4 separate regions of the Homo sapiens genome follow, and regions 1, 2 and 4 are each linked to region 3. A link is a contact called in ENCODE Hi-C or POLR2A ChIA-PET data. All regions are on one chromosome and are shown on one strand. Each heading gives the region's core, a stretch centred on a gene start or an enhancer-like site at or near the end of the contact. The rest is flanking DNA. Distances are from core to core; before and after follow the strand shown.

What was found. Hi-C counts contacts between places; a loop is a spot of excess contacts on that map. ChIA-PET counts read pairs that join two places held with the same protein, here RNA polymerase II (POLR2A). Pooled maps may share reads with other maps.
Region 1: a pooled map shows a loop between it and region 3 (5-fold over the local background). The contact joins the promoter of TNFSF14 here to the promoter of CLPP in region 3. A Hi-C loop is called at or near these places in 1 of 37 single-sample maps with no recorded cell type and 8 of 50 pooled maps. POLR2A ChIA-PET finds 5 or more read pairs at or near these places in 1 of 52 experiments (RWPE1).
Region 2: a loop to region 3 is called in a pooled map, with 3 times the contacts of the local background. The contact joins the enhancer-like site here to the promoter of CLPP in region 3. A Hi-C loop is called at or near these places in 5 of 50 pooled maps. POLR2A ChIA-PET finds 5 or more read pairs at or near these places in 2 of 52 experiments (GM10248 and activated CD8-positive, alpha-beta memory T cell).
Region 4: a pooled map shows a loop between it and region 3 (2.3-fold over the local background). The contact joins the enhancer-like site here to the promoter of CLPP in region 3. A Hi-C loop is called at or near these places in 1 of 168 maps with a recorded cell type or tissue (heart left ventricle) and 12 of 50 pooled maps. POLR2A ChIA-PET finds 5 or more read pairs at or near these places in 2 of 52 experiments (GM12878 and activated CD4-positive, alpha-beta T cell).

What each region holds. Positions count from the first base shown.
Region 1 is chr19:6,668,429-6,674,152 of GRCh38, forward strand. TNFSF14 (TNF superfamily member 14) reads right to left here and starts at 1,732. Exons shown (of 4, transcript NM_001376887.1): 1 at 1,423-1,732. The coding sequence starts at 1,641. RefSeq lists enhancers at 252-341, 402-591, 1,492-1,581, 1,962-2,191 and a silencer at 2,762-2,861.
Region 2 is chr19:6,638,333-6,644,463 of GRCh38, forward strand. No RefSeq gene overlaps it. Among named protein-coding and RNA genes, the nearest start is that of TNFSF14, 29 kb to the right of the region's middle. RefSeq lists an enhancer at 1,341-1,390. Within about 2 kb of position 3,604, at least 4 of the 41 ENCODE cell types and tissues checked have a DNase peak (open chromatin) inside an H3K27ac peak, as active enhancers do.
Region 3 is chr19:6,356,948-6,362,807 of GRCh38, forward strand. CLPP (caseinolytic mitochondrial matrix peptidase proteolytic subunit) reads left to right here and starts at 4,584. Exons shown (of 6, transcript NM_006012.4): 1 at 4,584-4,825; 2 at 4,922-4,993; 3 at 5,499-5,595. The coding sequence starts at 4,628. It also overlaps a transcript of ACER1 not described here. RefSeq lists a silencer at 4,831-5,060 and an enhancer at 5,259-5,860.
Region 4 is chr19:6,064,528-6,070,305 of GRCh38, forward strand. The region is part of intron 1 of RFX2 (regulatory factor X2); the gene reads right to left. All of the region lies in intron 1 of RFX2-AS1 (RFX2 antisense RNA 1), which reads left to right. Among named protein-coding and RNA genes, the nearest start is that of RFX2-AS1, 4.8 kb to the left of the region's middle. RefSeq lists enhancers at 1,355-1,856, 1,371-1,665. Within about 2 kb of position 2,309, at least 30 of the 41 ENCODE cell types and tissues checked have a DNase peak (open chromatin) inside an H3K27ac peak, as active enhancers do; they include heart left ventricle, where a contact is called at or near this core.

The DNA.
Region 1 (5,724 bases), core at 482-2,981, 310 kb after region 3:
GGCGTGGTGGCTCACACCTGTAATCCCAGCACTTTGGGAGGCTGAGGCAGGTGGATCACTTGAGGTCAGGAGTTCGAGACAAGTCTGGCCAACATGGTGAAACCCCGTCTGTACTAAAAATACACAAATTAGCCAGGCACGGTGGCGGATGCCTGTGATCCCAGCTACTGCTCAGGAGGCTGAGACAAGGGAATCACTTGAACCTGGGAGGTGGGGTTGTAGTGAGCCAAGACTGCACCACTACACTACAGCCTGGGCTATGGGAGAGAAACCTTGTCTCAAAAAAAAAAAAATGCAGACAGCGAGATGGCTGGACACATGGACACCACCCTTGGGATATAGCACCTGCCACAGGGCACAGACCTCAACATCATCATGACGCTGAGAAGACACATGTGGGCTCAGATGCGTGGACATGTGGTTTGTGGTTTATGGATCCATGTGCGTCTACAGACACAGAGACCCAGAGACAAAGACAGACAACGTGAATACACCGGCTGCAGCTAGGCGGGTGTGTGGACATGTGGGTACACGCACATACGTCCACATGGGTATATGGACACGAATGTGTGGCCACCGGATCCAGACCCAGGACACAAAAGGGGCCAAGCCCACAGGGGTATGGTGTTGGGCACACATAGACCCCCAGGTGAGGCACACAGACAGGCGGACACATCCACAGCCAGCTGGAAGCAGACCGAGAAATTTCCACAGATGGAAATGGTCAGAGAATTAATGACAATCGCAGTAACAGTAATAAGAGTACCAGAGAAGGCCAGGCGCAGTGGCTCACACCTGTAATCCCAGCACTTTGGGAGGCTGAGGCGGGTGGATCTCCTGAGGTCGGGAGTTTGAGACCAGCCTGACAAACATAGAGAAGCCCCATCTCTACTAAAAATACAAAATTGGCCAGGCGTGGTGGCGCATGCCTGTAATCCCAGCTACTCGGGAGGCTGAGGCAGGAGAATCACTTGAACCCGGGAGGCAGAGGTTGCGGTGAGCAGAGATCATGCCATTGCACTCCAGCCTGGGCAACGAGAGTGAAACTCCGTCTCAAAAATAAAAAAGTACAGAGAAAATGCATGCGTGTGTGCACAGGGGTGTGCATGGCAGTGTTGGGGTGTCAGTTCCGACGGGTGGAGCTGGCATCGTCTGGTACTACACATGCCATAGCATACTTCGTCCCCTATGAAGAGACTGCCCTTATTTTGTAGATGAAGACACTGAGGTTCAGAGAGGTGAATTCACTTGCCCAAGGCTGGGAGCAGCAACCAGTCAAGCCAGCTGCTCTCAGCCTGTGCCCTGTCCTACACACACACACACACACACACACACACACACACACAGACACACAGTGACCCACAATGACACAGGGGAGCCCCCCTCACCTCCACCTGCTCTCAGCCCCCCGGTCCCACTCACAGGCAGGCGGGTGACCATCTCTCCTAGACGCCAGTGCAGCTGCAGGAGGAACCAGCCTTGGACGGCCAGCCCGGCCCCCATCAGCAACAGCAAGAGACCCAGACCCACCCGGGCCACACTGCACGACTGTCTCCGGTGGCTTCGTCCCAGCCTCGTGAATGGGATGTCGGTCTGTCCATCCACCACAAACACTGAGGGCCGTACGACACTCTCCTCCATGCCCAAGGTGTCTGGAGCAGGGCTGACACGCCTGGGTCCTTCAACCTCAGAGGAAACCGAAATTGCTCAACACTCCTGGGCTGTGCACGCTGCGGACAGGCACCCGTGGGCCGCCTTTAGAGCTGGGGTTCAGCCCCACCCCTTCCCCCACTCACCCTCCTCTTCTTCCGGTACCCGCCGCCCCCGGTCTTGGCCCTGTCTCACTCTCACTCATACAGACTCTCACACTTTCCAGAGGCTTCTGAAAATGTGACTCAGGTGGCAAGTGCAGTGGGGAGCCCCCAGCTTTCCCTTCTTGGATGCTTCATTCGCTTGGGGCCACCAAATATCGACTGAGGACTTTCTGCCCATGCCAGGCTCTGCTCTCGGTGTGGGGGATGCAGCAATGAACAACAGCAAGAAGGGTCCCTGCTCCTCTTCTGGTGGAGCCAGAGAGACAAGAAACCTCGTAAACAAGAAAATAATACGTTGTGGGTTTTTTTGTTCGTTTATTTGTTTTGTTTTTGAGATGGAGTCTCGCTCTGTTGCCCAGGCTGGAGTGCAGTGGCGCGATCTCAGCTTACTACAACCTCCACCTCCTGGGTTCAAGCAATTCTCCTGCCTCAGCCTCCCAAGTAGCGGGGATTACAGGCGCGTGCCACCACGCCTGGCTGCTTTTTGTATTTTTAGTAGAGATGGGTTTTCACCATGTCGGTCAGGCTGGTCTCGAACTCCTGACCTCAAGCGATCCACCCACCTCAGCCTCCCAAAGTGCTGGGATTACAAACGTGAGCCGCACCATGCCCGGCCTTCTGTTGTGTTTTGATGTGACAAGTGCAGTGAAAAACACAAGAGTGGAATAAAGGAGTGGATGTGTGCTCTGTGTGTGTGCTTGTCTGCATGCATATATGTGTGCAGTGTGTGCATGTGAATGTGTGTATTCAGTTGTGTGCATGCAAGTGTGTATCATGTACACATGTGCAGGCGCATGCCTGTGTATCATACATGTGCTGGCATGTAAATGTGCGTGCATATGTGGGCAGGTGCATGCATATGTGTATGGTCATCTGTGTGCATGTGCATGTGGTCCATGTACATGCATGCATGTGCACGTGTGTGTATGTGTGAACATGCATCACATGTGCAAGTGGGTGTGCATATATGTGCTGTGTGCAGGTGTGTGCATGTGTGTGTGCCTGTGCATTGGTGCGTGTATGTGTGTGTGCGCACTTGCACGGGTGTGTTCATGTGTGTGGGGAGGTCCATGTATGAGTGTGCATGCATTCAAGCGTGGATTTTTTTTTTTTTCGAGACGGAGTCTCGCTCTGTCGCCCAGGCTGGAGTGCAGTGGTGCGATCTCGGCTCACTGCAAGCTCCGCCTCCCAGGTTCACGCCATTCTCCTGCCTCAGCCTCCTGAGTAGCTGGGACTACAGGCGCCCACCACCGCACCCAGCTAATTTTTTGTATTTTTAGTAGAGACGGGGTTTCACCGTGTTAGCCAGGATGGTCTCAATCTCCTGACCTCGTGATCCGCCTGCCTTGGCCTCCCAAAGTGCTGGGATTACAGGCATAAGCCACCGCACCCAGCCTTTTTCTTTCTTTTTTTTTTTGAGGCAGAGTCTCACTTTGTCACCCAGGCTGGAGTGCAGTGGTGCCATTTTGGCTCACTGCAACCTCTGCCTCCCGGATTCAAGCAATTTTCCTGCCTCAGCCTCCTGAGTAGCTGGGATTACAGGCGCCCACCACCATGCATAGCTAATTTTTGTATTATATGTTGGCCATTATATATGTTGTAACATATATGTTGTCTATATGTTGGCCAGGCTGGTCTCGAACTCCTGACCTCAGGTGATCTGCCCACCTCAGCCTCCCAAAATGCTAGAATTACAGGCGTGAGCCACTGCACTTGGCTTCTGTCTTGTTTCATAAGTATCTTTGTAATATCCTTGATTTTACCTCTTGGCCCTGAAAGCCAAAAACACTTATGTGGCCCTTTATAGATACAGTTTGCTGCCAGCTTGCCCCTGAGCTTAGGCTAAGACACGAAGTGCCCTTCACTGGGGCCTCTGTGGTTGGACCCTCGTGCTTTTGCTCACTCTGCCCCAGACAGATATCCTGGGTCTTTGCACTTCCTCTTCCTGCTGCTGGGAACCATCTTCCCTAGATCTCCAAAGCAGGCTCCCCCTGCTCATCTGCGTCTTGACTCAAGAAACTTCTCACAGGAGCCCTCCCTGAATTGGTCAGGTGTCTCCCGAGAGACAGAACCAATAGAAGATACACAGAGAGATAGAGATGGGATCTATAGGCTGGGTGCGGTGGCTCACGCCTGTAATCCCAGCACTTTGGGAGGCTGAGGCATGTGGATCACCTGAGGTCGCGAGTTCGAGGCCAGCCTGGCCAATATGGGGAAACCCTGTCTCTATCAAAAATACAAAAATAAAAAATAAAAAATTAGCTAGGTGTGGTGGCACACTTCTGTAATCCCAGCTACTTGGGAGGCTGAGGCTCAAGAATCACTTGAACCCGGGAGGCACAAGTTGCAATGAACTGAGATTGTGCCACTGCACTCCAGGCTGGGCAATGGCATGAGACTGTCTCAAAAAAAAAAAAAAAAAAAGAGATCTGTAGAGACAGACAAAGATACAGAGTCAGAGAAGAGACAGACATGGAAAACTAGAGAGACAGGGACACAGAGATACAAAGACAGACGGAGAGAGAGAGAGAGAGAGATGTATAGAGTCAGAGAGAGTGTGTAACACATTTATTTTAAGAAATTAGCTCACACAATCATGGGAGTTGGCAAGTCTGAAGTCCACAGGACAAGCCAGTTAGGCTGGAGGCTCAGGTAAGAGGTGACACTACCGTCTTAAAGCCTAAAGCCTGGAAACTCAGGCAGAATTACTAAGTTGCAACCTTGAGGCAGAATTCCTTCTTCAGGAAACTTCGGTGTTTACTCCTCAGACCTTCAACTGATCAGGTGCGGCCCACTCACATTACCTAGGCTCATCTCCTGTCCTGAAAGTCAACTGTGGTTGTTGACATGATCTGAAAATTACCTTTCTAGCCAGGTGCAGTGGCTCACACCTGTAATCCCAGCACTTAGGGGGGCAGAGGCGGGAGGATTGCTTGAGCCCATGAGTTTGAGACCTGCCTGGGCAATATAGTGAGACCCCGTTCTCAACAAAGAGGAAAAAAAGAAAAAAGACAAAAAAGTAAAGAAATATAAAATACTTTTCTTTCTTTCTTTCTTTCTTTTTTGAGACAGAGTTTTGCTGTTGTTGGCCAAGCTAGAATGCAATGGTGCGATCTTGGCTCATTGCAACCTCAGCCTCCCAGGTTCAAGCGATTCTCCTGCCTCACCCTCCCGAGTAGCTGGGATTACAGGCATGCGCCACCAGGCCTGGCTAATTTTGTATTTTTAGTAGAGATGGGGTTTCTCCATGTTGGTCAGGCTGGTCTCGAACTCCTGACCTCAAGTAATCCACCCACCTCAGCCTCCCAAAGTGCTGGGATTACAGGCGTGAGCCACTGTGCCCGGCTAAAATACCTTTCTAGCAACATTTAGACTAGTGTTTTACCAAATGACTTCATATAGCCTAGCTTTGTTATCACATAAGTTAGCCCTCATGCCACTCAATCTAAGTGATCTTCTTAACCGCTGGACCCACTGCATGGGTGAACTTTTCTTTTTGGACATCCTCACCATCCAAAATCCATTCCACACTGTCTTCTTTTTGGGGGAGCCGGTGTGGGGGATGGAGTCTCGCTTTGTTGTCCAGGCTGTAGTGCAGTGGCCCGATCTCAGCTCACTGCAACCCTCCGCCTCCCAGGTTCATGCGATTCTCCTGCCTCAGCCTCCCGAATAGCTGGGATTAGAGGTGCCCGCCACCACGCCTGGCTACTTTTTTGTATTTTTAGTAGAGATGAGGTTTCTCCATGTTGGCCAGGCTGGTCTCAAACTCCTGACCTCAAATGATCTGCCCACCTCGGCCTCCCAAAGTGCTGGGCTTACAGGCGTGAGCCACCACGCCTGGCCCCATGCTGTTTTCATGAGTCCTATCCTGCTCCCCCTTTTAGAATGTAAGTTTCATAAGATCCTATCT
Region 2 (6,131 bases), core at 2,354-4,853, 280 kb after region 3:
AAAATCACTATCCTTCCATGCAGGATCTCTTTGAATCTTCCCAGTGACTTAGTGAGGAATGAGCTATTTTTTTTCTGTATTGTACAGCTGGGGAAACTGAGGCTTAGTGAGGTGAAGGGACTTGACCAGAGTGATACAGGAGCCCCTAAACTGTGGCAATTCAGTTCTCAGGGCCAAGTTTTGGTAAGAGTGTCCTGAAGTGGGGTGAGGGCAGCGTAAAGAGGAACATGGAGAAGAAAGCGTGGGAGGGCCGGGCGCGGTGGCTCTCGCCTGTAATCCCAGCACTTTGGGAGGCCGAGGCAGGCGGATCACTTGAGGAAAGGAGTTCGAGACCAGCCTGCCCAACATGACAAAACCCCATCTCTGCCAAAAATACAAAAATTAGCTAGACGTGGTGCTGGGCACCTGTAATCCCAGCTACTCGGGAGGCTGAGGCAGGAGAATCACTTGAACCTGGGAGGCGGAGATTGCAATGAGTCAAGGTTGCACCACCACACTCCAGCCTGGGCAACAGAAACCCTATCTAAAAAAAAAAAAAAAAAAAAAAAAAAAGCAAACAGCTGGGCACAGTGGCTCAAGCCTGTAATCCCAGTACTTTGGGAGGCCAAGGCAGGAGGGTCTCCTGAGGTCGGGAGTTCGAGACCAGCCTGACCAACACTGAGAAACCCTGTCTCTACTAAAAATACAAAATGAGCCCGGTGTGGTGGCACATGCCTGTAATCCTAGCTACTCGGGAGGCTGAGGCAGGAGAATCACTTGAACCTGGGAGACAGAGGTTGCAGTGAGCCAAGATTGCACCACTGTGCTCCAGCCTGGGCGACACAGAGAAACTCTTATCTTAAAAAAAATAATAAATAAACAAACAACAACAACAACAAAGAAAAGATGGGAGATGAAGGGAAGCAGGTGCAAAGGGCTGGATTTGAAATCCTGAGATGATAAAGGTCAACACCCAAAGGCTCAAAACCCTTCTCCAAACCCTCATCTGAGCTCACCCAGCACCTGTGACGGGGGCCCACCTGCATAGAAAGACACTCAATTGGATGTTCATCACTGCATTGCGTATAACACTGTGAAGCAGGCTACGTGTCCATCAGTAGGAGAGCAGATAATAAAATGGGGTCTATGCATAGGCTGATACCAGCCCATATATCCACCCAGAAGATATAGGTGAGTGGGTTAGGGCAAGGGCTCTGAAACCAGAAGGATCTACCACTTCCTAGCTGAAGAACCTTGCACTGGTGACCTCACTCCCTCGTGCCTCCGTTAGCTCATCTGTAGTTAGGGGACAATCATAGTATCAACATCGCAGGGGTTAAGATGATCTGGGTTAAGCACTGAGCATGTGGAAATGACTCAGTAGATGAGGTGTCAGCAAACTTTTCCTGTGGATAAGACCAATGGAGACCTCTAAAATCACTTTCCTTGTCACCTCTCACTGACCAAGACAGTAAATCAATGCAAGGTTGGGCCAGGCACGGTGGCTCATGCCTGTAATCCCAGCACCTTGGGAGGCCAAGGCAGGTGGATCACCTGAGGCCAGGAGCTCGAGACCAGCCTGGCCAACATGGTGAAACCCCGACTCTACTAAAAATACAAAAATTAGCCGGGCGTGGCGGCACGTGCCTGTGGACCCAGCTACTAGGGAGGCTGAGGCAGGTGGGTCACTTGAACCTGGAAGCCGGAGGTTGCAGTGAGCCAAGACTGTGCCACTGCACTCCAGCCTGGGCTGCAGAGTGAGACTCTGTCTCAAAAAAAGCAAAAGCAAAAGCACAAACACAAACAAAAACAAAAACAAATGCAAGGTTGCATCACAGTGGAATAGCAGAGATTAATGTCGCCCTTAAGGGCCTAAAGACATGGTGAGCAAGGTCTCAGATCCCTCAGGGATGAGGATCTAGGTGACCCCACCAGGTGAGCCACCTACACCAACAGAAGGGCCACCTGAAGATGAAGGGACTCTAGAAGGGACAGTGGGAGAGGGAGAGGGTGAACACTCACGGGGGCTGCTAGACTCCACTCCTGCAGTGTAAACTGTGGCTCATCCCACCAACCTTCATTTTCTGGCTGGCATAGAGACCAAGAATCCTAAGTAGCTGTCCTCAAATGCAGTGAGTCTCCTTATAAAACAAATGAATCTGGGCCGGGCGCCATGGCTCACTCCTGTAATCCCAGCACTTTGGGAGGCTCAGTTGGGCGAATCACCTGAGGCCAGGAGTTGGAGACCAGCTTGGCCAACATAGTGAAACCCCATCTCTACTAAAAATACAAAACTTAGCTGGACGTGATGGGGGGCACCTGTAACCCCAGCTACTCGGGTGGCTGAGACAGGAGAATCGCTTGAACCCAGGAGGCAGAGGTTGCAGTGAGCCGAGATCGTGACACTGCACTCCAGCCAAAAACAAACAAACAAACAAACAAACAAACACACACACACACACAAACCCCAAATGAATCTGAGTGGCTTAAGGGGCGGGCTATAGCGGATGCTGTGGTGTGCTACCCAATCCCCACCGTTCTCCTATTGCTATTGTAACAAATTACCACACACTTAATGGCTTAAAACAACACAGATTGGTTGGGTACAGTGGCTCACATTTGCAGTCCCAGCACTTTGGGAGGCCGAGGTGGGAGTGTAGTGAGAAGCCAGGAGTTTGAGACCATCCTGGGCAGCATAGTGATACCCCATGTCTACAAAAAAAAAAAAAAATTAGCCAGGCATGGTGGTGCATGCCTGTAGCCCCAGCATTTTGAGAAGCCAAGGTGGGAGGATCGCTTGAGCCAGGAGTTCAAGACCGGCCAGGGCAACATAGCGTGACTCTGACTCTACAAAAAATTAAAAAGTTAGTCGGGTGCCATGGCATGGGCCTGTATTCCCAGCAACTTGGGAGGCTGAGGCAGGAGGATCATTTGAGCCCAAGAGTTTGAGGCTGCAGTGAGCTATGATCGCACCACTGCACTCCAGCCTGGCTGACAGCTGGTCTCTTAACAAAAACAACAACACAAGTCTATTATCTTAAAGTTCTGGAGCCCAGACTCCAAAATCAGTTTCACCAGGCTTCTCCCTGTGATTTTTCAATCCAGGGTTAAATGCACTCCAGGCTGCTGGAGTGCAGTCATATGATCGTAGCTCACTGCAGCCTTGAACCCCTGGGCTCAAGCAATCCTTCTGCCTCAGACTCTCAAAGTGCTGGGATTACAGGCATGAGCCACCACGCCCTGCCCTCCCTGTGTCTTTATAAGATGGTCCCTTTTTCTGTATCCCTGTCCTAATCTCCTTTTCTTATACAGACCCTAATCTTATTGAATTGGAGCTCATCTTAAGGGCCTCATTTTAAGTTAATTACCTTTTCGAAGATTCAATCTTCAAATACAGTCAAATTCTGAGGTGGTGGGGGCGAGGACTTCAGTGTGTAAATTTCGGGGGAACATAGTGAGGCCCGTACCATGGAGGAAAGTTCCTACACCCTGCTTTTTAGGTAGAGATCTAGAAACATGGAAAGTTCCCCAGAGGAGTTTTAGAGGAACCTAAAGATAGAGAAGGCTTGGACTCTGCTCACCACAACAGAGACCAGAGAAGCGGCAGGTCTCCAAAAAAGGAAGTGACTTAATAGTGGCTTTGGGCATCTGAAGCCACAGAAAGCCTCAAAAAGTTTCCTGTGCCTCAACTCAGCTGAAAATCGGCCTCACGAGCAAGGTATAGGAGTAGTAGAGAAAGTGCTGCCTTTCTTTCTTTCTTTTTTTTTTTTGAGACAGAGTCCCACTCTGTCACCCAGGCTGGAGTGCAGTGGTGCGATCTCTGCTCACTGCAAGCTCCGCCTCTTGGGTTCAAGCGATTCTCCTGCCTCAGCCTCCCCAGTAGCTGGGACTACAGGTGTGCACAACCACGCCCAGCTAATTTTTGTATTTTTAGTAGAGGCGGGGGTTTCACCGTGTTAGCCAGGATGGTCTTGAACTCTTGATCTTGTGATCCACCCACCTCGGCCTCTCAAAGTGATGGGATTACAGGCGTGAGCCACCACGCTCAGCCAAGGCGCTGCCTTTCTAAGGAACAAGGACAAGAAAGAAGGTCTCATAGGCCAGGAGCAGACGGATGGTGGGGACCTTATGGACATGCATTTTGAGAATTAGTCTTTTCTTCACCCTTAATGCCTCCGCAATTCCAAAGCTCCCTGGAACTTTGACAGTCTTGGGAAAGCAGGATGTAGGGAGAGATGGTTTCCGAGGGACTGTTGGCAGGTTCTCAGCATTCTGGTACAAAGGGGTCTTGAAATATAAATAACGTTACGTTAATGAAAAAATAAAGTTAACTTTGCACTCCTTGTGGATTGAGATTTAATTTTTTTTTTTTTTTTTTTTTGAGACAGGGTCTCGCTTTGTCACCCAGGCTGGAGTGCAGTGGCATGATCTCGGCTCACTGCAACCTCCACTTCCCAGGCTCACTGGATCCTCCCGCCTCAGCTCCCTTAGTAGCCGGGACCACGGGCATGTGGCACCACGCCCAGCTAATTTTTGTAGAGATGGGATTTTGGCACGTTGGCCAGGCTGGTCTCGAACTCCTGATCTCAGGTGATCCACCTGCCTCGACCTCCCAAAGGCTGGGATTACAGGCGTGAGCCTCCATGCCCCGCCTGGATTGAGATTTATATAAACTGCTTTTGTGCCTTAGTTTGAGTTCCCATAAAAGCAGACCCTGGGAAAAAGATGTGGGGGCAAGAGGTTTATTAGCTAGCTATTGCTGTGTAAGAAATGAAATTATCAAGAACCTGGCAGCTTAAAACAACACATCTTTATCTTTTTTTTTTTTTTTTTTTTTTTTTTTGAGACAGAGTCTCGCTCTGTCGCCCAGGCTGGAGTGCAGTGGTGCAATCTTGGCTCACTGCAAGCTTCGCCTCCCGAGTTCACGCCATTCTCCTGCCTCAGCCTCCCGAGTACCTGGGACTACAGGCACCCGCCACCGCACCCGGCTAATTTTTTGTATTTTTAGTAGAGATGGGGTTTCACCATGTTAGTCAGGATGGTCTCGATCTCCTGACCTTGTGATCCGCCCGCCTCGGCCTCCCAAAATGCTGGGATTACAGGCATGAGCCACTGCGCCTGGCCCACATCTTTATCATTATCTCAGTGTCCTCAGTCAGAAGTCCAGGTACAGATTCACGTCTGTAATCCCAGCACTTTGGGAGGCTGAGGCAGGCGAGTCACCTGAGGTCGGGAGTTTGAGACCAGCCTGGCCAACATGGTGAAACCCTGCCTCTACTAAAAATACAAAAATTAGTTGGGCGTGGTGGCAGGTGCCTGTAATCCCAGGTACTGGGAGGCTGAGGCGGGAGAATGGCTTGAACCTGGGAGGTGGAGGTTGCAGTCAGCCAAGATCGCGCCATTGCACTCCAGCCTGGACGACAAGAGTGAAACTCCGTCTAAAAAAAAAAAAAAGTTCAGGTAGACGGACAGTTTAATTGAGCATTGTGCTGTGGGTCTCAAGACTACAGTTCATATGTCGACTGCACTACATTCTTTCCCGGAGTTTGCAGTCCTTTTCCAAGCTCAGCTGGTTGTTGGCAGAATTCGGTTCCTTGTGGTGGTAAGATTGAGGCCCTCGGCTTTTAGAGGCTTCTTGCCGTTCTGTGCCATATGACCCTTTCCATAGGCAGTTCACAGCTGGCAATGTGCTTCTTCAAGGCCATCAGGGAACCTCTCATTCCAGTCTGATAGTCCTATATAATGTAACCTAATCAAGGGAGTGATAGCCCATCACCTTTGCCATCTTTTAAATTTTTATTTTTATTTTTTTAAATTGAGACAGCATCTCGTTCTGTTGCCCAGACTAGAGTGCAGTGGTGTGATCATAGCTCACTGCAGCCTCAAACTTCTGGACTCAAGCAGTCCTTCCACCTCAGCCTCCTGAGTAGCTGGGACTACAGGCATGTGCTACCACGCCTGGCTAATTTTTAAAATTTTTTGTAGGCCGGGTGCAGTGGCTCACACCTATTATCCTAGCACTTTGGGAGGCCGAGGCAGACGGATCACCTGAGGTTAGGAGTTTGAGACCAGCCTGGCCAACATGGCAAAACCCCATCTCTACTAAAACTATAAAAATTAGCTGGGCGTGGTGGCACATGCCTGTAATCCCA
Region 3 (5,860 bases), core at 3,334-5,833:
TGAAAATTAAACAAGGCAAATGTTCTAGAGTGCCTGGGATATTAGCAAAGGTGTTCAGGGAAGGCTTCTCTCAGGGATGACATCTGAGCTGAGACTTTTTTTTTTTTTTTTTTTTGAGATGGAGTCTCGCTCTGTCGCCCAGGCTGGAGTGCAATGGTGTAATCTTGGCTCACTGCAACTTCTGCCTCCCGGGTTCAAGCGATTCTCCTGCCTCAGTCTCTCCCAAGTAGCTGGGACTACAGGCGCAGGCCACCATGCCTGGCTAATTTTTGTATTTTTAGTTGAGACGGGGTTTCACCACGTTGGTCAGGCTGGTCTTGAACTCCTGACCTCAGGTGAGCCGCCCGCCTCCGCCTCCCAAAGTACTGGGATTACGGCCGTGAGCCACTCTGCCTGGCTTGACTCCAAGCAGAGTAAAGCAGAGGCTTTGTGGCTGGATTGAGCTTGATGTGTTTGGGGTGTGAAAAGCAGACCAGGGTAGGGAAGGAGATAAGGGGGGTCAGCAGGGGGGACGGGGAACCGCAGTTCAATTTAGGTTTCTCAGCCAAGCGCGGTGGTTCACACCTGTAATCTGAGGACTTTGGGAGGCTGACGCACATGGATCATTTGAGGTCAGGAGTTCGAGACCAGCCTGGCCAACATGGTGAAACCCCATCTCTACTAAAAATACAAAACTTATCTGGGCGTGATGGTGGGTGCCAGCTACTCAGGAGGTCGAGGCCCGAGAATCGCTTGAACCGGAGAGGCAGAGGCTTCAGTGAGCCGAGATCGCTTCACTGCACTCCAGCCTGGATGACAGAGTGAGACCCCGTCTCAAAAAAAAAAAAAAATTAGCTTTTTTGGGGATCTCTTAGAGTGAAGAATAGTGAAGAAGAGACAGTAGGTCACAGTGACGTGGGTGATACTGGAGCACCTGTTAGGGAGCTATTAACAATGAAGAAGGTGAAAAGCAGTTGCAATGGGGAGAAGTGAAGCTGATTAAACAAAGGGAGACAGGGAACACATCTAAGAGGACCCCGCCATCCCACGTCAGAGGCAGGGCAGGCAGGGGGTGCAGGGCAGCGTCCGGAGGAGTGAAGGAGTGGAGGAGTGGAGGAGTGGCTGCAGGGATGGTGGCAGCTGTTGTCCTGGCCCTTCTCCCCAGGGCGGGGGCAGGAGCTGCAGCCCTGGGGCAACCGGCCGGGCAGGGCCACCCACCTGACTCACAGCAGAAACTGGGACAGCAGCTGCCCTCCTACCTCCTCAATCCCAGCTGGAAATAAAAGTAAGATTCCAGACCTCTGGCCAACACCCTCTGAGCCCAAATGCCGGCTTTCCACCGTGAGGCCCTGCCTGCCAGCGCTGGCTGCCATGTGGGCTTTCTGCTTTGCGGACCTGCAAGGTATTCTCCTAACTCTGTCACCTTCAACTCCCTCCCTCTGTCTTACTCCTGATTCTACAAAACTGGGAGTGTCTGTGTCCCCTTCTATCTCCCCATCGGACTGCAGTCCCCTCGAGGTTACAGAGGGCACAAAATTATTCTTATCTAGGGTACCCAGCATCAAGTTTAAGAGTCCAGTGTCCCAGCTACTTGGGAGGCCGAGGCAGGAGAATGGCGTGAACCTGGGAGGCGGAGCTTGCAGTGAGCCGAGACCGCACCACTGCACTCCAGCCTGGGCGACAGAGCGAGACTCCATCTCAAAAAAAAAAAAAAAAGAGTCCAGTGGCCGGGCGCAGTGGCTCACGCCTGTAATCCCAGCACTTTGGGAGGCTGAGGCGGGTGGATCACCTGAGGTCGCGAGTTCGAGACTAGCCTGACCAACATGGAGAAACCCCGTCTCTACTTAAAATACAAAATTAGCTGGGCGTGGTGGTGGGCGCCTGTAATCCCAGCTACTCGGGAGGCTAAGGCAGAAGAATTGCTTGAACCTGGGAGGCGGAGGTTGTGGTGAGCCGAGATTGTGCCATTGCACTCCAGCCTGGGCAACAAGAGCAAAACTCTGTCTCAAAAAAAAAAAAAAAAAGAGTCCAGCTGGGCATGATGGTTCATGTCTCAGCAGTTTGGAAGGCTGAGGCAGGAGGATCACTTAAGTCCAGGAGTTCAAGACCAGCCTGGGCAACATAGGGAGACCCTGTCTCTACAAAAAATTTTAAAATTAGCCAGATGTGGTGACATGCACCTCTAGTCCTAGCTACTTGGGAGGCTGAGGTGAGAGGATAGCTTGAGCCCAGAGGTTCAAGGCTGCAGTGAGCTCTGATCACACCACTGTGCTCCAGCCTGGGTGACAGAGCGAGACACTGACTCAAAACAAAAAAAGAGTCTACCGCTTACTGCTTGGTAAACTTCTTATACATCAAAATCCACTTCAGGAGTCTCTCTGAATCTGCTGTGATTTTTTTTTTTTTTTTGAGATAGAGTTTTGCTCTTGTTGCCCAGGCTGGAGTACAGTGGTGTGATCTCGGCTCTCTGCAACCTCTGCCTCCTGGGTTCAAGTGATTCTCCTGACTCAGCCTCCCAAGTAGCTGGGATTACAGGCATTCACCACCATGCCGAGATAATTTTGTATTTTTAATAGAGACGGAGTTTCACTGTGTTGGTCAGGCTGGTCTCAAACCCCTGTCCTTAGGTGATCCACATGTCTTGGGCTCCCAAAGTGCTGGGATTGCAGGCATGAGCCACCACAACACCTCGCCTGAATCTGCTGTGATTCGAAGGACTGCCCCGGGAAAAAAAAGAAAAAAACACTTCAAGTAGACTCCCATGTGGGAGGACCTGAAGACTTCTCAGACTTCCATGGTCCCTGATCTAACACAGCAATAAATCATTCAAACTGAGCACTTTTTACACATTTTTGGACCCTTTCTGAGGACTTTCTGCACAAACCTAGGAGGTAGGTTATCATTATCCCCACTCTGCAGATGCCTCCAAAGCCCTCTACCTACCTCCTTTATCACCTCTTCATCTCTTGGTTCAATGTGTATTTAATGAGCACCTACTGTGTGTCAGGCACTATTCTAGACTTTGGGGATGAAGCAGTGGGCACCTCTTAGATAGTGACATTGAACTGAATGATGAAAAAGAATCTGGCTTGAGAAGGTGTGGCAAAAAAGAGAAGTCCCAACATTACCAGCAATCTTCCTACTTCCACCATTTTGCCCATTCTTTTTCCTCTGCTGGAAATGCCTTTCCCCAGCTAACAAACTCCTACTTATCCTGCAAAGCCCAATTCCAATACCTGCTTCTCCTAGGAATGCTTTCCGGTCTGATCTCCAGGAAGAATCCACAACACCCTTCTCTGGGCTCCCACAATCTACTCCACAGGTGGCCAAAAAATGAATGAGGAGGTCTCAGTAGAAGTCGGCCACACCAGGCTGGAAGCTCTTCAAGGCCAAGACCCAGGCTAAGTCCTCTCTGGGACCCCTCTTCCAAGATGAGCTGTGGGAACACTGCAGCTTTTTTTTTTTTTTTTGAGACGGTGTCTGGCTCTGTCGCCCAGGCTGGAGTGCAGAGGCGCCATCTCAGCTCACTGCAAGCTCCACCTCCCAGGTTCACACCATTTTCCTGCCTCAGTCTCCTGAGTAGCTGGGACTACAGGTGCCCGTCACCTCGCCCGGCTAATTTTTTGTATTTTTAGTAGAGACGCGGTTTCACCGTGTTAGCCAGGATGGTTTCGATCTCCTGACCTCGTGATCCGCCCACCTCAGCCTCCCAAAGTGCTAAGATTACAGGCGTGAGCCACTGTGCCCGGCCCTGCAGCTATTTTTAAAATAAGGAATAAGTGGGGTGTGGTGGCTCATGCCTGTAGTCCCAGCACTTTGGGAGGCAAAGGTGGGAGGATCACTTGAGGCCAGGAGTTTGAGACCAGCCTGGGCGACATAGTAAGACCCCATCTCTAATACATATATATATATATTTGCCAGATGTGGTAGCACACAACTGTAGTCCCAGCTACTCTGGAGAGCAAGGTGGGAGGGAGGGTTGCTTGGGCCCAGAAATTTGAGGCCACATTGAGCTAGGATGGCGCCACTGCACTCCAGCCTGGGCCACAGAGTGAGATTCTGTCTCAAAAAAATAAAAATAAATAAAGCAGAAACAGTAGAAAACGAAGACGAGGCCGGGCGCGGTGGCTCACGCCTGTAATCCCAGTACTTTGGGAGGCCGAGGTGGGAAGATCACGAGGTCAGGAGTTCAAGACCAGCCTGGCCAAGGTGAAACCCATCTCTACTAAAAATAACAAAATTAACCGGGTGCAGTGGTGTGCATCTGTAATCCCAGCTACTGGGGCAGCTGAGCCAGGAGAATGGCTTGAACCCAGAAGGCAGAGGTTGCAGTGACCCAACATCGTGCCACCGCACTCCAGCCTGGGTGACAGAGCAAGACTCCGTCTCAAAAAAAAAAAAAAAAGAAGACGAATTGGTCGGTAAGGGGACTCGAACTGGAGACTCTAAAACTTCTCCAGCCCTGCCCACTCAATTTACTTCATTGGCTCCTCCCTTTCAGGCTCCGTCCCTATCCCCGCCTCACCCTTAATGGCGCCCGCCCAGACTCCTGGAAGTGAGCGGCCTAGCGAGCGAGCTCCCAGGCGCAAAGCACGCCGGAAGCTGTAGTTCCGCCATCGGACGGAAGCCGACCGGGGCGTGCGGAGGGATGTGGCCCGGAATATTGGTAGGGGGGGCCCGGGTGGCGTCATGCAGGTACCCCGCGCTGGGGCCTCGCCTCGCCGCTCACTTTCCAGCGCAGCGGCCGCCGCAGCGGACACTCCAGAACGGCCTGGCCCTGCAGCGGTGCCTGCACGCGACGGCGACCCGGGCTCTCCCGCTCATTCCCATCGTGGTGGAGCAGACGGTACGGCGGCCGGGCGGGGACACGGTTCGGGGGCTCCGGGCTGGGTGGGGATCGGCTGGCTGCCCCGGCCCCTCACCTCCATCTTTCTACCCCCAGGGTCGCGGCGAGCGCGCCTATGACATCTACTCGCGGCTGCTGCGGGAGCGCATCGTGTGCGTCATGGGCCCGGTGAGCGCCCCGCGCCGGGACCCTCCCCAGGACTCTCCCAAGCGCCTGCCGACACTCCCTGCGCCCCTCCTTCCCTGGCCCCAGACTTTCCCTCAGGCTCCGCTCCCCTTCTAACCCCCTTCCCTCCCCTTCTGACTCCCCTCCTGGCTCCCGGTCCCCCAACCCGCTCCTCACCCCTTCTCTGCTCCTCGGCTCTTAATCTCCGACTTCCTTCCTGACACCTGGCACCGCTCCCCTCATTCCTACGCTCAAGACTCTCCCCAGCCATTCTCACCCCTTCCTTTCCTGTGTCCCTAGCCCCCTGACTCCCCCCTTCCTGTGCTCCAAACCCCCTGGGTCCTCTCCACTACTCTCTCCCCATCCCCTTCTGGGGCCTAAATTCTTCCCCATCCCTTTTACTTTGGGCTCTGGTCCCCCTTCCTGGTTCCCTGACCCATCCCCAGCCTCCCTTAAAACTCTCTCCCCACCCCGAATCTGGGGACACCCCTGCCCTCTCCACCTGCAGATCGATGACAGCGTTGCCAGCCTTGTTATCGCACAGCTCCTCTTCCTGCAATCCGAGAGCAACAAGAAGCCCATCCACATGTACATCAACAGCCCTGGTGAGCAGGGTCTTTCCTGGGTGCCAGGGGCACTCGTCAGGGCACACGGGTGACTCAGGGGACCAGAATCCCGGGTCAGGGATGTTCTCTCTCTGGGAAAGGGTGCAGAGCGTCAGAGTTCCAGAAGTGGCTTTAAACCACCAAAAGGTGCCTGTTGCTGGCTTTTGAGCCTCGGTTCACAAGTCAGGATGTGGCCTCTTTGATCCTGCACATACTGTTCTGCCAACCTGACCCGGCTGACATTTAAAAATTGGTAGATTTTAGG
Region 4 (5,778 bases), core at 1,059-3,558, 290 kb before region 3:
AAATGACAAGTGACAGTTCCTCAGCAGTAGCATCTCCTGCTTTCTCAGCCTGGTGACCTGACCCGGCAGCACGCCCACTGGGCACCTGTGCCCACCTGGGGATGGGGTCTCGTCCTGCCTGTGTGACCCTTCCTCCTGACAGCCATCTCTAGAGACAGCCAGTGAGGGCAGGGCAACAGGCAGTGCATGTTCTTTCCACATCTCCATGACTGATTCTGGCCAGGAGGAGGCTGGCTTTCTGGATCCCACCAACATCACATAGGGGACCTTTTCAATCTACCTCCTACCTCCCCTCCAGTCGTGATTTGATTCTGGAATTTAAGAAGCGGAGAAAGAGCCTAGTTCAAATTCAAGAATTTCCATCTAAAACCACAGCATGGAGAGGCCCCTTTAAAAACCACCTAACCCAGCTCTTTCATCAAACAGATGAAGAAACTTACCTAAAGATGTTAAGTGGTTTGCCCAAATTGCAAAGCCTGATATATGGGAAAATACTTCCATGGGAAATAAGAAAATGATAAATTTAAAAAAAATTTTAAATGAGGCTCTAATTCCTGAAAAATGACTTACTTAAACTGGGGACTGGGCAGAAAATAATATTGTAGAAGGTAGAACAGCATTTCTTTGGGAGGATTTATCTTTTTAAGTATATAGTGGTCTTCTACCACTATCCTACAACAGGTTGCAGGACAAATAATGTATTTTAATCTTTGGGGGAGTCTTTGTGTAAGTCAGACCTTATTCATTTTCATTCCAACAACACTCGCAGCCATTGGATCCTAATTATCACATCTAATAAGGCTGATGGCTAATCAGCTTGCCTTTTTAAGAAAAAAAGGCCGGGCACGGTGGCTTATGCCTGTAATCCCAGCACTTTGGGAGGCCGAGGCAGGTGGATCATGAGGTCAGAAGATCGAGACCATCCTGGCTAACACGGTGAAACCCCGTCTCTACTACAAATACAAAAAAATTAGCCGGGTGCGGTGGCGGGCGCCTGTAGTCCCAGCTACTCGGGAGGCTGAGGCGGAAGAATGGCGTGAACCCGGGAGGCGGAGCTTCCTGGGCGACAGAACGAGACTCTGTCTCCAAAAAAAACACAAATGACATTCCATTATAAGTTTCTGCTGCAAAAGAAAGTTGGGAAATTTGTTTAGATACTTTAAATAGTCCTAAGATTAGCTGAAATGCCGGTAACAAACGTGCAATGAACATTTTCTTGGGGGCATTCAGCAACAAAGTGAATCGTCCTTAAAAAAAATCCATACAACTAAAGCGAGTCTCACCACGGGAACCACAGGAGCTGTTTTAGTGAGGGGCTGGAGTGTCTGTTACAGGCGGCACTTTTGCGGCTGTTGCTGCATTAGTCAGATTGCACTCGAGATGAATGAGGAAGAATAAAGTCTTCACCAAAAACCTGTCTTGGCTAACAGTTCTGAATTTATAGCCCTGGCAGTGGGGGCGGGGGCTGGGGGCGGGGCTGGGAGGAGGGGAAGAAATGTGTCACCCGCTCTGAATGAAGTTCAGGGGTGGTGTTTACCTAAGCAACAAACCCTTGTCAACAATCGCTATCTCTGGCTTGCCAGCGGAGGAGGTGGGGGAGTGAGGCTGTTTTGATCAAAATCCAACCTGTGGCTGCAAAGTGCCCATCAACAGGGCACTTTGTTAGTGGGAACGTGCGACCTCTCTTAATAAACATAACATACACATCCCACTGAGGGCCACGGGTGGACCCAACTTCTTAACAGGAACATTGAGCACATGAAACCAGAAGGTGCTGGGTCCAATTTCCACCCTCAGCCAACCCTATCTGTGAATGTCTCTACATGTGAGCCAGCCAGGGCTCAACTCTTTGCTCTTCTGAAATTCTTAGGCAGCAGAAATGAAGGCATCGTGCTGAAAAGCGCTCCAGAAATTGCGGATTTATCAGTGATGTACGGTAGTAGGTTGGACAAGTAATGATTTTCTGAACACCAGGAATTAGATCAAAAAAGAAATTCCACTTAAGACTAAAATAAGTCTCCAGTTGAGAGCAGTCTAGGACATATTCGAATGGCCAGAAGTTTGTTTCAATGGGGCCTCTGCGTTTGTGCAGCCTGGGAGTCAACATTACAATATTGGTTCTTTCAAGCAGATCCCGAGTGGATCCATGTCTGCCTGTTGTGGCAAATCAAACTCAAATTTAATCAGAGAAAAATATATGCAGATGTTCAATTAAAACCTGGAGTCCGCAGTCTTGGCACTGTTTGCCCGGCCCTCATTGTTTGCTAAGTAACAACGGTTGCCAGGGGCAACGCAGTCCACTCCCGTTTCCAAGAGCCTGTTGCTGGGCAACCGGGAGAATACTTCCCAAACCAAACAATGTCATCCCGGAGCAACCCCCTCTATCTCACATTAACCAGATCTAAAAAAAACCCTCTCAAATATGTAATCTATTATTTTCAGAAGCCCTAAGAGAAAGGCAAATAATCTCTTCTCTATAGTAACTGAGGGGAAAACAGTTTACCATATTTGTTCTGAAATAACAAAACCCAAGGAGGAACAACTCTCTCTGAGGTAAGAGGGCATCACAGGAGGGATTTCAATCCTTCCTAGTACTGGGAGGAGAAAGTGCCCTTTTCTCCAAGAGGAAAGAATCTATTTATCATCAAACAAACAATGTGGGAGAGTTCATAGCTGCACAAGTGTTTTCTGGGCGAAGTAAAATGAATCATGGATTAAGCTATTTGGAAAAAAGTGTGAAAACAGAGGAGTTGATACCAAATTAAAACGACTTTTGGAAATATCATGTACGTATGGAACAAGTGCAAAGGGAACCACTGACTCAGCGTCAGAAATGCCTTGTGGGGCTTTGCCGGGAGGGACTTACAGTATATCTTTGACATCACTGCGCCGGCTCTTCCCTCCCTACCCGGAGAGAGGAAGACTTTTCTAAGAGGAAGCCAGGCCACATCAGATGCCCCCAGATGGCAGGACACACAAGGGACACATATCTCCGGAAAGAGGAGGCACATGGTTGGGCAATCTCGACCCATGAAGGGGGAAAAGAAAAGGGCTAAACTGAAGCTAGTGCAGCTTTTGTTCTGCCTGGAGCAGTTCAGGCTGAGCATGGCTTCTCTGAGGCTTTGGGACCAGGAGAGGGTGAAGTGGCACCACCACCTTTCAAGGGGAACACAGAGCTCTAAGCAGTGCTCTTGTTTTTGGTGGGCCCAGCCAAGGATCTTAAAACATTTTGATAGAATGAGCAACATGTAGCTGCAGCCTCGATGGGTCAACATTTTGGATGATAAAAGCACACAATGCTGATAGATTTGTGCATGACCAAGCATACCTTTCAAGGAGCTCTCAGCGGAGGTTTGCCCTTTGAGACAGACACAGTCAGTGCACAGAAACTGTTTTTTTAAGATATCATCCAGGAGTCATTCCTAGAATAGGAATGGAATAGACATGCCTCCCTGAGAAGAAAGGAAGACAGATTCTATACTGTTAGAATTTGAATCTGTGTTGCAGGGAGATGAGGAATTTGAAGCCAGACTCTTGGGCTGTTAATGTATGGCTAAGTGGTGATGTGGTGACAACCTTGAATGCTAGTCCTGGAGGTCAAATCACCAGCAGCTGGTGCCATGGGAGGCTTTGCTTAGGGGACACGGCTGGGTTCTGCCTGGATGCTGCATCCCAAGGGAGGCATTGAGGTGCGGCTGTGAGGACTCCAAACCCCATGTCCAGAAGGATGAGTAACAGAGATCCTGTGTCATTCATTGATTTCAATAAAATATTTATTGGATCCATAGCATGGGCCTGGCATTGACCAGTCATCAAAACACAATTCCCTGCCCTCATGGAGTTTCTATTCTAGACCATGCGGGAGGATAGGAGCATATGGACAGTAAACAAGGTAAGTGAGAAAAATATGTCGTACGTCAGATGACACCCTATATCATATGGTGACAAGTACCAGGGGGAAAAGGAAGCAGACAGAAGGAGTGCTGGGATAGGAAGGGGTTGCAATTTTTAAAGCGTTGTCAAATGCTTCCCTGGGTGGGCTCATTAAAGAGATGAGGAAGGTGTGGGACGGAGCTGTCCAGATATCCTGGGGAAGAGCGTTCCTAATGGAGGGAAAAGCCAGTACAAAGGCCCCGAGGTGGGACAATGCCTGGCTTGAAACTGGAGCTGAGTGAACCAGAAGGCAAGGAGAAAGGCCCACACAGGCCATTGTAGGGGCTCTGGCTTTTGCTTGGGGTAAATGGAAGCCATCACAAGGTTTGAGCCCAGGAATGGCCTGGTTTGACTTGCATTTTAACCAGGCCCCTCTGGCTGCTGGGTTGAGAATAGGGGAAGAAGGAAAAGGGTGGGAGCAGAGAGAGCAATCTGGAGGCTAATGTGATAATCTGGGCAAGGGAGGGGGGCCTGGCTGTGAGCCATGGAGGGGCAAAGCCGTCAGACTCTGGATAAACATAGGAGGTAGAGTCAGCCAGATCTGCTGACGGGTCAAGGGTACCTCCAAGGTTTTTGGCAACTAAAAGGATGAGGTCAGGAAAATTACCCAAGAAAAAGGCCTGGAGAGCACTTGGGAGTTGAGTTCTGAAGGTGTAAAGTGTGAGAGGCTCCTAGACACCCAGGTTGAGATGCTGAGAAAGCAGGCAGATTACATAAGTCTCAGGCTGAGGGGTGAGCTGGAGCCATCAGTGTATAGAGAATGCAGGCTGGAGCCATCAGTGTATAGAATATATGAACTAGAGCCATCAATGTATAGATAACATAGCTGGAACCATCAGTGTGTAGGGGACATGACCTAGAGCCACCAGTGTCTAGAGGATGTGGGCTGAAGCCATCAGTGTATAGAGAACATGGGATGGGGCCATCAGTGTATAGATGACATGGCTGGAGCCATCAGTGTATAGAGAACATGAGCTAGAGCCACCAGTGTATACAGGATGTAGGCTGGAGTCATCAGTGTATAAATGACCTAGTTAAAACCATAAGACTATCTGGGCTCACCAAGGAAGAGCAGAGAGAAGAGGCCTAGGGCTGAGTTCTGGGGCTGTCTACCATTTAGAGATCCCAAAGAAGCAGGAGCCTGAAAAGAGGCCAAAGAAGTATAAGCAAGTGGTGTCCTGAGAACCAAGTGACTCTGGGGCTGAGTGGTGATCACTGGAATCAGCAAAGTGGAGGTCACCAGTGATTGTGACAGAGGAGCTCCAGGGGAAAAGTGTGTGCAAAAGCCACAGAGGTTGGAGCAGGTTCAAGAGAGCCCCAAGTGGAGCAGAACTGGAGACAGGAGGACCAGATGGCTCTTTTGAGGAATTTTTGCTAGAAAGATAGGAAGAGGAATGGGGAGGCAGCTGGAAGAGGAAACTGAGAGCGGGTTTCTGAAAATGAAAGAAATAATAGCAGGTAGGACCTACCAGGAGGGAACTGGGATAGGAGAAAGAAGGGAGACTTGCAAGTGGATGTTCTTTCATGGATGGGATGGGATGGGATGTGGATGGGATGGGATGGGATGTGGATAGGATGGGATGGGATGGGATGGGATGGGATGGGATGGGATGTGGATGGGATGGGATGGGATGTGGATGGGATGGGATGGGATGGGATGGGATGGGATGTGGATGGGATGGGATGGGATGTGGATGGGATGGGATGTGAATGGGATGGGATGGGATGGGATGGGATGTGGATGGGATGGGATGGGATGGGATGGGATGGGATGGGATGGGATGTGGATGGGATGGAATGGGATGTCCTGCAGAACACAGGTGGGCTTGGCCAGGGCTAGGTGCA